Regions from separate parts of the Homo sapiens genome. Here region 2 is linked to region 1. The links are chromatin contacts, found by Hi-C or POLR2A ChIA-PET in ENCODE. All regions are on one chromosome and are shown on one strand. The core of a region is the stretch at or near the end of the contact, and the rest is flanking DNA. Distances in the headings are between cores, read along the strand shown. Region 1 overlaps TMC6 (transmembrane channel like 6). Region 2 overlaps USP36 (ubiquitin specific peptidase 36).

The links. A loop is a pair of places that touch in the nucleus more often than their neighbours do. ChIA-PET counts read pairs that join two places held with the same protein, here RNA polymerase II (POLR2A).
Region 2: a map of motor neuron shows a loop between it and region 1 (7-fold over the local background). The contact joins two enhancer-like sites. A Hi-C loop is called at or near these places in 1 of 168 maps with a recorded cell type or tissue (motor neuron). POLR2A ChIA-PET finds 5 or more read pairs at or near these places in 2 of 52 experiments (activated T-cell and naive thymus-derived CD4-positive, alpha-beta T cell).

What each region holds. Positions count from the first base shown.
Region 1 is chr17:78,110,396-78,115,722 of GRCh38, forward strand. TMC6 (transmembrane channel like 6) reads right to left here. Exons shown (of 20, transcript NM_001127198.5): 19 at 3,153-3,229; 20 at 1-2,816. The coding sequence ends at 2,753. Among named protein-coding and RNA genes, the nearest start is that of TMC6, 16 kb to the right of the region's middle. RefSeq lists an enhancer at 2,196-2,255. Within about 2 kb of position 2,381, at least 11 of the 41 ENCODE cell types and tissues checked have a DNase peak (open chromatin) inside an H3K27ac peak, as active enhancers do.
Region 2 is chr17:78,816,220-78,821,546 of GRCh38, forward strand. USP36 (ubiquitin specific peptidase 36) reads right to left here. Exons shown (of 21, transcript NM_001385174.1): 8 at 4,772-4,842; 9 at 3,711-3,793; 10 at 2,448-2,559. Among named protein-coding and RNA genes, the nearest start is that of USP36, 22 kb to the right of the region's middle. Within about 2 kb of position 3,277, at least 6 of the 41 ENCODE cell types and tissues checked have a DNase peak (open chromatin) inside an H3K27ac peak, as active enhancers do.

The sequences.
Region 1 (5,327 bases), core at 1,131-3,630:
CTACTTGGGAGGCTGAGGCAGTGAGCCGAGATCATGGAACTGCACTCCAGCCTGGGCAAGAGCAAGACTCTGAAAAAGCAAATAAACCGAAACTCTTGGGCTCAAGCAATCCTCCGCCTCAGCCTCTGGAGCAGCTGCAATTACAGACAGGCGCCACCACCTCCAGCAAGTACCAGTGTTTTTAAAACCTCCCTGGTAGATTCCGTTGTGCAGCCCAGGCCGAGAAGCATCGCGGAGTCTTGTCATTCAGCCTGAAAATAGCATCAAGTTCCCATCCACTCGAACAACAGTTTGTAGATCTTAGGCTGCTCTCATCGAGCAAACATGGCCTCCTTGCAACACCTCAAATGGGTGCCAGGCATGGTACGCAGCACACAAACTGTGTCACTTGATACAGCGGCCCCATGAGGCGAGGAGCTGGGAGGTCACAGAACATGCCCCAGGGCACCCAGGGACACACTGAAGCCCAGGCCTCCAGCACGCAAGGGCTGCTCTGAAGAAATACGGGAGGTCCTCACTGGAGGGTCTGGGGCCACACGGTGGGTCCGGAGACAGAAACGAGGAGAGGACGGGCTCACCCAGCCGTGGGGCCGCGGGCTGGACATCCAGTGGGAGTGGGAAGCCGCCGTCTCAAGGCAGAATTCCCTCTCTGGGACACCTCGGGTTTTGCTCTTAAAGCTTTCAGCTGATAGGATGAGGCCCACCCACATTCTCAAGGATGATCTTTAGGTGAAATCGACTGTAGGTGTTCACCACATTCCAGCAGCACACGATCACAGCAACACCTCGGCCCCTCTCGATGAGATCACTGGGCCCCACAGCCTGGCCTGGTTGACACGAAAGACTGACTAGCACACACGGTAATTCTCCAGAAATATCCAGGCCAAGTTCTTCCACTTTCCTGTCATAAGCAGCTAGTACTGTCCTTTGTGAGGCTGGCAAGATGGGCTCAACAGGTCACAACCAATGATCATGCTGGCAAGCCAGCAGTGGCAGGCGCACGTCCCCAGCCAGAGAGGGACCGTGATGGTTTGGAGGACAGCATCTGCACAGATAGGGGCTGGAAACCCTACGTCGGTCCCTGTGGACTGTCACGTCACTTTCTGGACTGCCCACGCAGCTTCACCCAGCAGCACTCGCACCTGAAGATGCTGCCACAGTTGGCTGCCCAGAATCAGCACCAGCTACTTGCTGAGGCCCAGAAGCACCACTTGGCTCAGATCCACCCAGATGCCAACTCTGTCGGGCCCCTGTGGCAGCACCCAGATGTCTGCAGAGCACAGGAGCATCCCCATGGGATTGGGTGGGCTAGACCCAGCGTGGGGGTCTGCTAGCAGCCAGTGGCATCTCCATCTGGGTCTGACCCTTTTCTGGGCCCATCGCTCTTTGACCATTTCCCCACCTGGGTTCATTCCCCCAATCCCAAGCGCAGCTCCTGCAGGCCTGGAGCCCTGGGCTGTGACAGGCTGGTCCCCACAAGCCTGGAACCCTGCGCCGTGACGGGCTGGTCCCCACAGACCTGGAGCACTGGGGTCATGACGGGCTGGTCCCCGCAGGCCTGGAGCACTGGGGTCATGACGGGCTGGTTCCCGCAGGCCTGGAGCACAGGCTGACGGGCTGGTCCCCACAGACCTGGAGCACTGGGGTCATGACGGGCTGGTCCCCGCAGGCCTGGAGCACAGGCTGACGGGCTGGTCCCCGCAGGCCTGGAGCACTGAGGCTGACGGGCTGGTTCCTGCAGGCCTGGAGCACAGGCTGACGGGCTGGTCCCCACAGACCTGGAGCACTGGGGTCATGACGGGCTGGTCCCCGCAGGCCTGGAGAACTGAGGCTGACGGGCTGGTCCCCGCAGGCCTGGAGCCCTGGGCTGTGATGGGCTGGTCCCCGCAGACCTGGAGCCCTGGGCTGTCATGGGCTGGTCCCTGCAGACCTGGAGCACGGGGTCATGACGGGCTGGTCCCCGAATCCCTGTGCCCACCCCCCACAGCCTACGGTTTTCGGTATCCCACGGGCTCCTCAAACTCAGCCCAGTCAGACCCAGGATCACCACCCCCCAGCCAGCTGCTGGCAGCCAGAAGCAGGGGGCCAGCCCCACCTCACCAAGCCCTGTTCGCCTCCAAGCACAGGTGCTGGTTACCTATGCCTGGGAGGCAACTGTCCCCACAACTCATTTGCAACTGATATGTCTCCCCTCCAAGTCCCTCTCTAAATTTGTCTCCTGCTCCAGTAGATGCTACAGCATCACCCAATGGTTGACGCATCGCTCTGGTCACAATCCGTGCCTGCTCGGCTCACTTGTGCAGGTGTAAGCCCCTCCTGGGCGCGAGTTCAGGCTGGTCAAAGGCAGCAAGCGAATCAAGCCCTGGCGCGGTCCAGCCCCTGCCATCTGGGGCTTGGCCAGCAGAGGGCGCCCCCACTCCAGCTGAGGTTCCCAGGACCCAGACCTGCGCCTGGAGGTGGCCCCAGGGCAGCGGGAAGCAGGCCCCGGGTGTGGTCACAGACACAGAGCCCCAAGGGACAAGCCCATTTGCAAAACCCCTTTAATCAGAATAAATAGAGTCCCAGGCAGGGCAGAGTTCATTGGGGATGCCCAAGCCGGATTCACCCACCCTTCCAGCTCCAGCCTAGGCGCAGCTGCGGCTTTCGAGAGGCGAAACTGTCTTCCTTGTCCTGGTGTCCCAGCAGGGTCACTGGGAGGCAACAGTGTGGTCTCAGGGTGCTGGGCGGGCCCGTGAGGCCCATCGCCGTCCCCCTAGGCATCCTGTTCATCTGTGAGCAGGGCAGGGGGTGCCGCAGCCTCCTCGGTTGTCCCAACCCTGCCAGAAAGAGACATCACTGAGGGGACCCCATAAACATCAACATCCCTGCAACCTGGCTGGGCGCAGCCAAGGCCCGGCGAGGGACAGGCCAGACGCCCCACAGCCTTTCTCCTGAGATGTATTTTAGGTCCCTGTCAAAATGGCCAGGCTCCGGAGGCCAGAGAAGGCTCTAGAGAGAGTGAAGGTGGGCGCCGGGGGGGAGATTTTTGTAGGTCAAAAGCGGTCAAGTGTCAGCAATGTCGTGGTGTAGCCCCAGTGGCAGCCCTACTGTCCAGCCCTGGCCCCTCTCCCCTCCAGGCTCAGAGTGTCCCCAATCCCTCCACGGACCCTCACCTGCTCCTCTCCTCCCTCTCCTTCCTCTCGTAGATGGAGTGAAGCTTGTTGATTAAGAAGATTTTGTCCTCACCCTCCTAGAAAGGCCAGAACACAAAGGGGAGGAGAAATCATCCATCAGCCCATCCAGAGCCATCCTGTTCCAAACTGCATTTGAGGGAAAACTCACGAGGTGTATTCAACATCGCAAGCAGCAAAAACATAAAAGAAAAGGTGAAAGGGCCACCAAACAAGGACAAGGAAAAACCAAGAGCCAGGAAGTGGGCGTATGTGTGGATCTAAGCTTCCTAGTGGCCAAAGTGAAAAGGGAAATGTAATCAGCAGCCCAGAGCCAGCCTGACTCAATTTAAAACCAGCCCTGCCACGTACTGGCTCTGCCTTGGGTTACTAACTCTGTGACCTCAGTGGCAGCATCTGTAAAGGGGGATAATAACACAAGGCACAGGGTTTACATTAGTTTCCTGCTGCTGTCGTAACGAACTGTCATCAACTTCGTGGCTTAAAACACCACCGGTTTCTCAACTTTCAGTTCTGGAAGTGAGAAGTCCAAAATGAGTCTCACTGGGCTCCAGTCAAGCATGATCAGGGCTACATTCCTCCCGGAGGCTTCGGGGGAGAATCCTCTTCCTCGCCTTTTCCAACTTCTAGAGGCCCCTGGCTCTCAGCCCTTTCCTCCACTTCAAAGCCAGCAGTGGCTGCTCAAGTCCTGCTCACGTGGCACCACTCTGACCCTGACACTCCGGCCTCTGTTTTTCACCTCTAAGGACCCTGAGATCACGCTGGGCCACCACGATAATCTAGGGCCATCTCCTATCCAAAGTCAGCTGACTGGCAACTTTAATTCTACCTGCAATCGTAATTCCCCAGCCACGCAACGTAACGTATTCACAGGCTCCATCCAGTCTTAGGACGGGGACATCTTTGGGGCCAGTACTGGACTGACCCAGGGCTCTTTCGACAATGAAATGTGACAAGCAGAGGGGGCACTTAGCAAAGGATCTGGTGCACCGAAACACTGATCATCAGTGCCTGGGTCAGACCGGGATTCCCCGCCCGGAGCTTCACACAGAGAACAGGAGTTCTGTCAAGAGCCACACGGATTGGCTCTGGGCACCTGGCAACCTGGCTCAGCCTAGGAGGACCACTTAGAATACCTTCAAGGAGAGACCATGGGCCCCTTAAGCAACAACCTAAGTAGCTTCTATCGAGTTGCTGATGAGTATGGAGGGGCTGTGCACTTGAGCCATGCCGACCTGCACGGGGAAAACTCAGACCGACAGCCCCAAAGACGGGTCAGAGCTCGGCCTTGGGTAGACACCACAGCCAGCATCCGCCTGGAGAAAGGTCCTTCCCATCCCAGAGCAACGGTGGGTAGAGCTGGGATTCTCCCAGCACCACTCTGCATTCCCCGCCCGGACCCACCTGGCCCTACCTGGCCCCTGGGGGCTCTGAAATGCCACCCAGTAGGGCAGGAGCCATTCCCCACTTCCAATATCTACAGCCAGACAACCACCGCAGCCGAGATGCCAGGCTTTCAGCTCTATGTGGTGAAACGGGAAAGGCAGGAGATGGGACAGTGTGTACTACAGTGTTTACAACCCAAGCAATGTGGGAGCCGTCCCATGAGTGCTTGGGACGAGCTGGGACGAGCTGCCTGGAGCCCTGGATCCTGGCACCAACTAGCCAGCAGCAGGGTCACATGGCTGCCGAGGCCCACTGGCTGCACCCCGCCCTGCCCTCGCCTTGGCAGACGCCAGCCGCTGATCCCCACAAGCGCCCCCCTAGCCCTGGTGTGGAGCATGCCTAAGGACACTGGCACTCACCAGCCCCAGAGTGAAAACCTGCAGGAGGACAAATGGCAATGGGAGGGGATGGGGAGCCCTAGGGGGAGGGCAGAGCCCAGCAGCAGGACGCAAGCCTGGAAAAGCCACAGGACCTGCTTCACGGGGGGCCGTTCCCCAGGGGAGGGGCCTCGGGGAGGAGGCCAGGCTGGGTAGCCCGGGGGGAAAGTGCCTTGTCTCCAACTTGGTGGGTGCCCAGTGGGCAAGGAGGTCCTCCTGGGCAGAGAGGAGCGAAGGGAGTGGGCACAGGGGCGAAGGGAGTGGGCACAGGGGCGAAGGGAGTGGGCACAGGGGCGAAGGGAGTGGGCACAGGGGCGAAGGGAGTGGGCACAGG
Region 2 (5,327 bases), core at 2,027-4,526, 710 kb after region 1:
TACATTCATAGCTCACTGTAACTTCAAACTCCTGGACTCAAGCAATCCTCCTATCTCTACCTCCCAAGTAGCTGGGACTATAGGCACGCGCCACCATGACTGGCCAATTAATAAAAATTTTTTAGGCCGGGCATGATGGCTCACACCTATAATCCCAACACTTTGGGAGGCCGAGGTGGGTGGATCACTTGAGGTCAGGAGTTCAAGACCAGCCTGGCCAACATGGTGGAACCCCGTCTCTACTAAAAATACAAAATTTAGCCAAGCATGGTGGCACACATTTGTGGTCCCAGCTACTTGGGAGGCTGAGGCAGGAGAATCGCTTGAACTTGGGAGGCAGATATTGCAGTGAGCTGAGATGGTGCCACTGCACTCTAGCCTGGGTGACAGAGTAAGACTCCGTCTCAAAAAAAAAAACAAAAAAACCAAAATTTTTTTGTAGAGACAGGGTCTCACTATGTTGCCCAAGCTGGTCTTAAACTCCCAGTCTCAAGCAATCCTCCCACCTCAGCCTCCCTAAGTGCTGACATTAGAGTTGTGAGCCATTGTGCCCAGCCTAAATCATTTTTTTAAACTGAGTTGTGGGATTTGTTGAAATGCATAGATCTTCAGTATATAGATCAAAGAGTTTTGACAAGTATATACTGATGGACATGCAGAACATCAACTAGAAAATTCCCACATCCCAGTCATTGCCCCCATCTCAAATATTCACTGTTCTGATTTCTGTCACCATTAATTTTGCCTGTTCTTAAACGTCACATACCATCAGTCATGTGCCACATAACATGTTTTGGTCAATGACAGACCACATATACAACAGCGATCCCATAAGATTATAATACTGCATTTTCACTGTACCTTCTCTATGTTTAGATACACAAATACTTCCCATTGTGTTGCAACTGCCTACAGTATTCAGGACAGGAACAGGCTGTGTAGGTTTGTGGCCTAGGAGCAATGGGCTATACCATACAGCTGGCTCCGTCATCTACGTCTGTGTAAATGCACTCTATGATGTTCACACAGTGACAGAATTGCCTGGTGACACATTTCTTAAAACATGCCCTTGTGGTTACACGACACCTGAGTCTACGACATTAAGAATCTGCAAACACATTTGAGAAATGCTGACCTAAGCAAGCCCCCACCACTACCAGTGAGGAAACGGAGGCTCAGCCAAGGGTGTCATTCCAAACCACATAACCAGGCTCTCAGAACAGAACTCTAGATTTTTATGAGATACAGACATCTACTGGGCACGGTGGCTCATGCCTGTTATCCCAGCACTTTAGGAGGCTGAGGCAGGCGGATCACCTGAGCTCAGGAGTTCGAGACCAGCCTGGCCACCATGGCAAAACCCCATCTCTACTAAAAATACAAAAATTAGCCAGGTGTGGTGGTGGGCGCCTTAATCCCAACTACTCTGGAGGCTGATGCAGGAGAATCACTTGAACCCAGAAGGTGGAGACAGCGCCACTGCAATCCAGCCTGGGCATCAGAGCAAGACTCTGTCTCAAAAAAAAAAAAAAGAGAAAAAAGAAAAAAGAAACACATCTTCTATGAAAATGCCACTATAGGCCAGGTATGGTGGCTCACACCTGTAATCCCAGCACTGTGAGAGGTCAAGGCATGCAGGTCACTTGAGCCCAGGAGTTTGAGACCACCCTGGGCAACACAGCAAGATGCTGTCTCTACAAAAAACTTTTTAAAAAATTAACCAGGCATGGTGGCATGTGCCCACAGTCCCAGCTACTCAGGAGGCTAAGGCAGGGGGATCGCTTGAGCTTGGGAGGTCAAGACTGTAGTGAGCGCTGATTATGCCACTGCACTCCAGCCCAGGTGACAGAGTGAGACCCTGTCTTAAAACAAAATGAAATTTAAACAATAAAATACCATCGTGTCAAAAGTAGTTTTTCTAAACTCCATATTTCATAAAAAGCCAGAGCATGCAACGGCACCTGTTCTAGACATCAAAAGGACATGGACAATGCAAGTCCCACCGCCCAGTGCTCATCACACTCATCTGGAGAACCCTGAAAGTCCCTGCCAGGACCAGCCCAAGCACAACCAGAAGCTGCGGTAAATCCATTAAGACAGTGGCCCTGGAACTTGACTGTGTATAACAAGCATTCAGGGATTTTGCAAAAATGCAGATTCCTGGGCCCTGTCCTCCAGAGATTCAAATTCACTGGCACTGGGATAAACCCAGAAACGTCTATTTTTAAAAGGCGTCCCAGGTTGCTTCCCCTCTCTGTGACTGTCTTCCCGTCCTGGACAAGGGCGAAACTACAGTCCCTACTTCACAATATGTGTAGAACCTTTAGAACAGGGACAGGTACTGTGTAAACAGCAGCTATCAAACTCGTGGCTATCACTTTCTTCGTGTTATTCTGATGCCGACTGTGGCCCACGGAGCTGCCTGGGATGGTGTCACGAGCGCTCACCTTGGTGATCTTCCCCCCGCTGAAGTTGGCAAAGCGCTTGAGGGAAAGGGTTAAGACGTTGGATGTTCTGTGGATGGTGAAGCGCTTGCTGGCTGGAACCTTCTTCTTGCATCTATGAAGAAGGTGATGAGAAAGATTAATGAATGATTGATTCGTGCTCTGAAAAATGTTGTCTTAACGCTAAGTTAATAACAGCAACAACTGCTCTGTAATAGTGGAATCTTCATCAATGAGATTTCGACCTTCTGCTCCTCTCAAAATCACATTAAGCATGCCTCAAGTAAAGGAAAGCTACCACAGGGAAATAAGACTACAGAAAGTGGGAAGATTCTAAAGCAAAAAAATAAAAGTACTGTACCCACCAGGAAACTAAATAAAATACAGGAAAAAGTTGCTTTGGGCCAACACAGGAAAGAGCAAATTAAAGCAGATGTGGCTGAGTGATAAAACGGGCAGGCAGGAAGTCAACGTAAGCAAAGCTAGAAGATGCGCAAACACAGGGAGAGAAAACAGAAGCAGAGGCGCGCAGCTTGGAGAGCTGCAGGAAACAGACCTAAAGAAGAGTAAAGCAGAATTAAGAATATATTCTTTAGTGCCTACAGCTTTACAAGGACCTAGATATAAAGATATTCAGCCGGCTGTAGTAGTGTGATCCCAGCACTTTGGGAGGCAAGGCAGGAAGATCACCTGAGTTCAGGAGTTCGAGACCAGCCTGGCCAACAAGGTGAAACCCTGTCACTACTAAAAATGCAACAAATGACAAAGTAAGAGTTCTATCTGCAGAAACGGAAAAATGTCCAAAACCAGTTAAGTAAAAAATGAAAGCCAAAGAAAACACTCCTTAAGAGGCAAGAGAGCAGCTGGTTGGGCACAGTCCCTGGGGCGGCCGCCCGGTGCCAGCCAGTGTGAACTGATGTGAGCTCGTGCTCTGCCACGTCCTCTTGGTGTGGCCCCATGGCTGGTCACTTCACTTCTCTGTGCCTCAGTTTCACCATCCCTAGCAATGGGAAACCACAGCCCCTACTGCACAATATATGCGGCATCTTTAGAACAGGTATGGTGTAAACTGTAGCTATAAAAATCATAGCTATTGCTTCATTCGTGTTATTTAGAAGTTTGAGTTTTTAGGACACACATAGGTTCCTCAAGAAATGCGAGCAGCGGTCACCGCTAAGGAAGAGTGGGTGGGCACAACACTGTCAGGTGAGGGGACTTATTTCCCGTCTGGTATCAGTCTTCTGCCACAAGCAACGTGAAACTTACTTAGCACACATGTAGGCATTCTCTCCACTCAGGACATCTGCTTTCACAAAAAGTTCCAGAGCACGCACAATATTCGCAGCTTGCTGAGGAGGACAAAAACAGGGAGTAAAATACACAGCAGAGGAAAAAGGCTGATTCAAGAAATGCCAAATTTAAGGTCTTTTTTAGGCTGAGGCAGCAAATCACAGAACTTAGACTCGCATAAAAATTTGCCCACTAGCTGCCAGATTGGGACTCCTTCTCCAGAGACAAGAAATGAAAGCAGCCAGGAACAGCGGCTCACGCCTATAATCCCAGCACCTTGGGAGGCCGGGGCAGGAGGATCATTGAGGCCAGGAGTTTGAGACAAGCCTGGGCAACATAGCAAGACCCCTGTCTCTGCAAAGAAATTTAAAAAATTAGCCAGGCGTGGTGGTGCATGCCTGTAGTACCAGCTGTGTGGGAGGATCACTTAAGCCTAGAGGTCAACACTACAGTGAGCTATGATTGCGCCACTGCACTCCTGCCTGGGCCACAGAGCAAGACCCTGTCCCTCAAGCCCCTATAAAAAAAAAGCAAAGCAAAGAAATGACAGCTGCAGGTCTGCCATGAATCAGTCACTTTTATCAGGATGATCTTGTAGCTGGACCTGCTCTGGAGCTTGGGTTGGCCCAGCAAAGGCAGACCACCCTCCCGCACCCTGTAGCTGCAGCAGGATGTGCGACAAAGCCAAGGCTGCTCTCCCAGGTGAGGCCCACAGAGCCACCAAGCTCCAAAGGCTGCACGCCGCCCAGAGCACACAACAGACTCTCCTCAAGCCCTGGGGACAGCGTTGTTCCTGTTCATGCTTCAGGACACAAAACCCAATTTTACCATTTTTTTCTTTAAATAAAAGGATACGCTTAGGAAAAACTCTAGAAAAAAACAGGTAAAGACAATGGTCTGTACTGCAAGGCGGCAGGGAGCAAAGGAGTTTTCTCCCTATCTATTTTGATCTGATGCCTTTACTGTTCTGCGGGTTCTGTTTCACCCTCTGGCCTCGCTCTCCTACTGCAAAAGTGAAGGGCAGGACAGATCTGTACCCGGATCTCCAGCGCGACGTCCAAGTAGGGGTCGTAGGTGTCCGAGACGCTCTTGCACACGGAGCACTTCACTGCAACAGAACAGAGGCAGTGGAGCAGGTGGGGCCTGGCAGAGGCACTCCCAGCTCCCAAGACCGAGACCCAGCAGGGAGGCAGACTCTCAGCAGGGCTTTGGCCAAAGATGAGATTCCCACTAGCCCCTGAAGCATCCTGGTGTCCGAACAGAGAGCTCTCTTTCACCACTGAAGTTCACAAAGATGGATGTCAATATCTTTGCACTCACAGGGCCCTCCCTGCCTGGACTGCTGACCACCACGTGCGGTACTCTCCTGCTGAGGGAGAGCAGAGGGAAGAGCTGCCTCCTCCCTGCACGCGTGCACGGCACTTCCTAATGAGAATATATATATATATATATATATATATATATATATTTTTTTTTTTTTTTTTTTTTTTTTGAGATAGAGTCTTGCTCTGTCACTCAGGCTGGAGTGCAGTGGTGGGATCTTGGCTCACTGCAACCTCCACCTCTTGGGTTCAAGCAATTCTCCTGACTCAG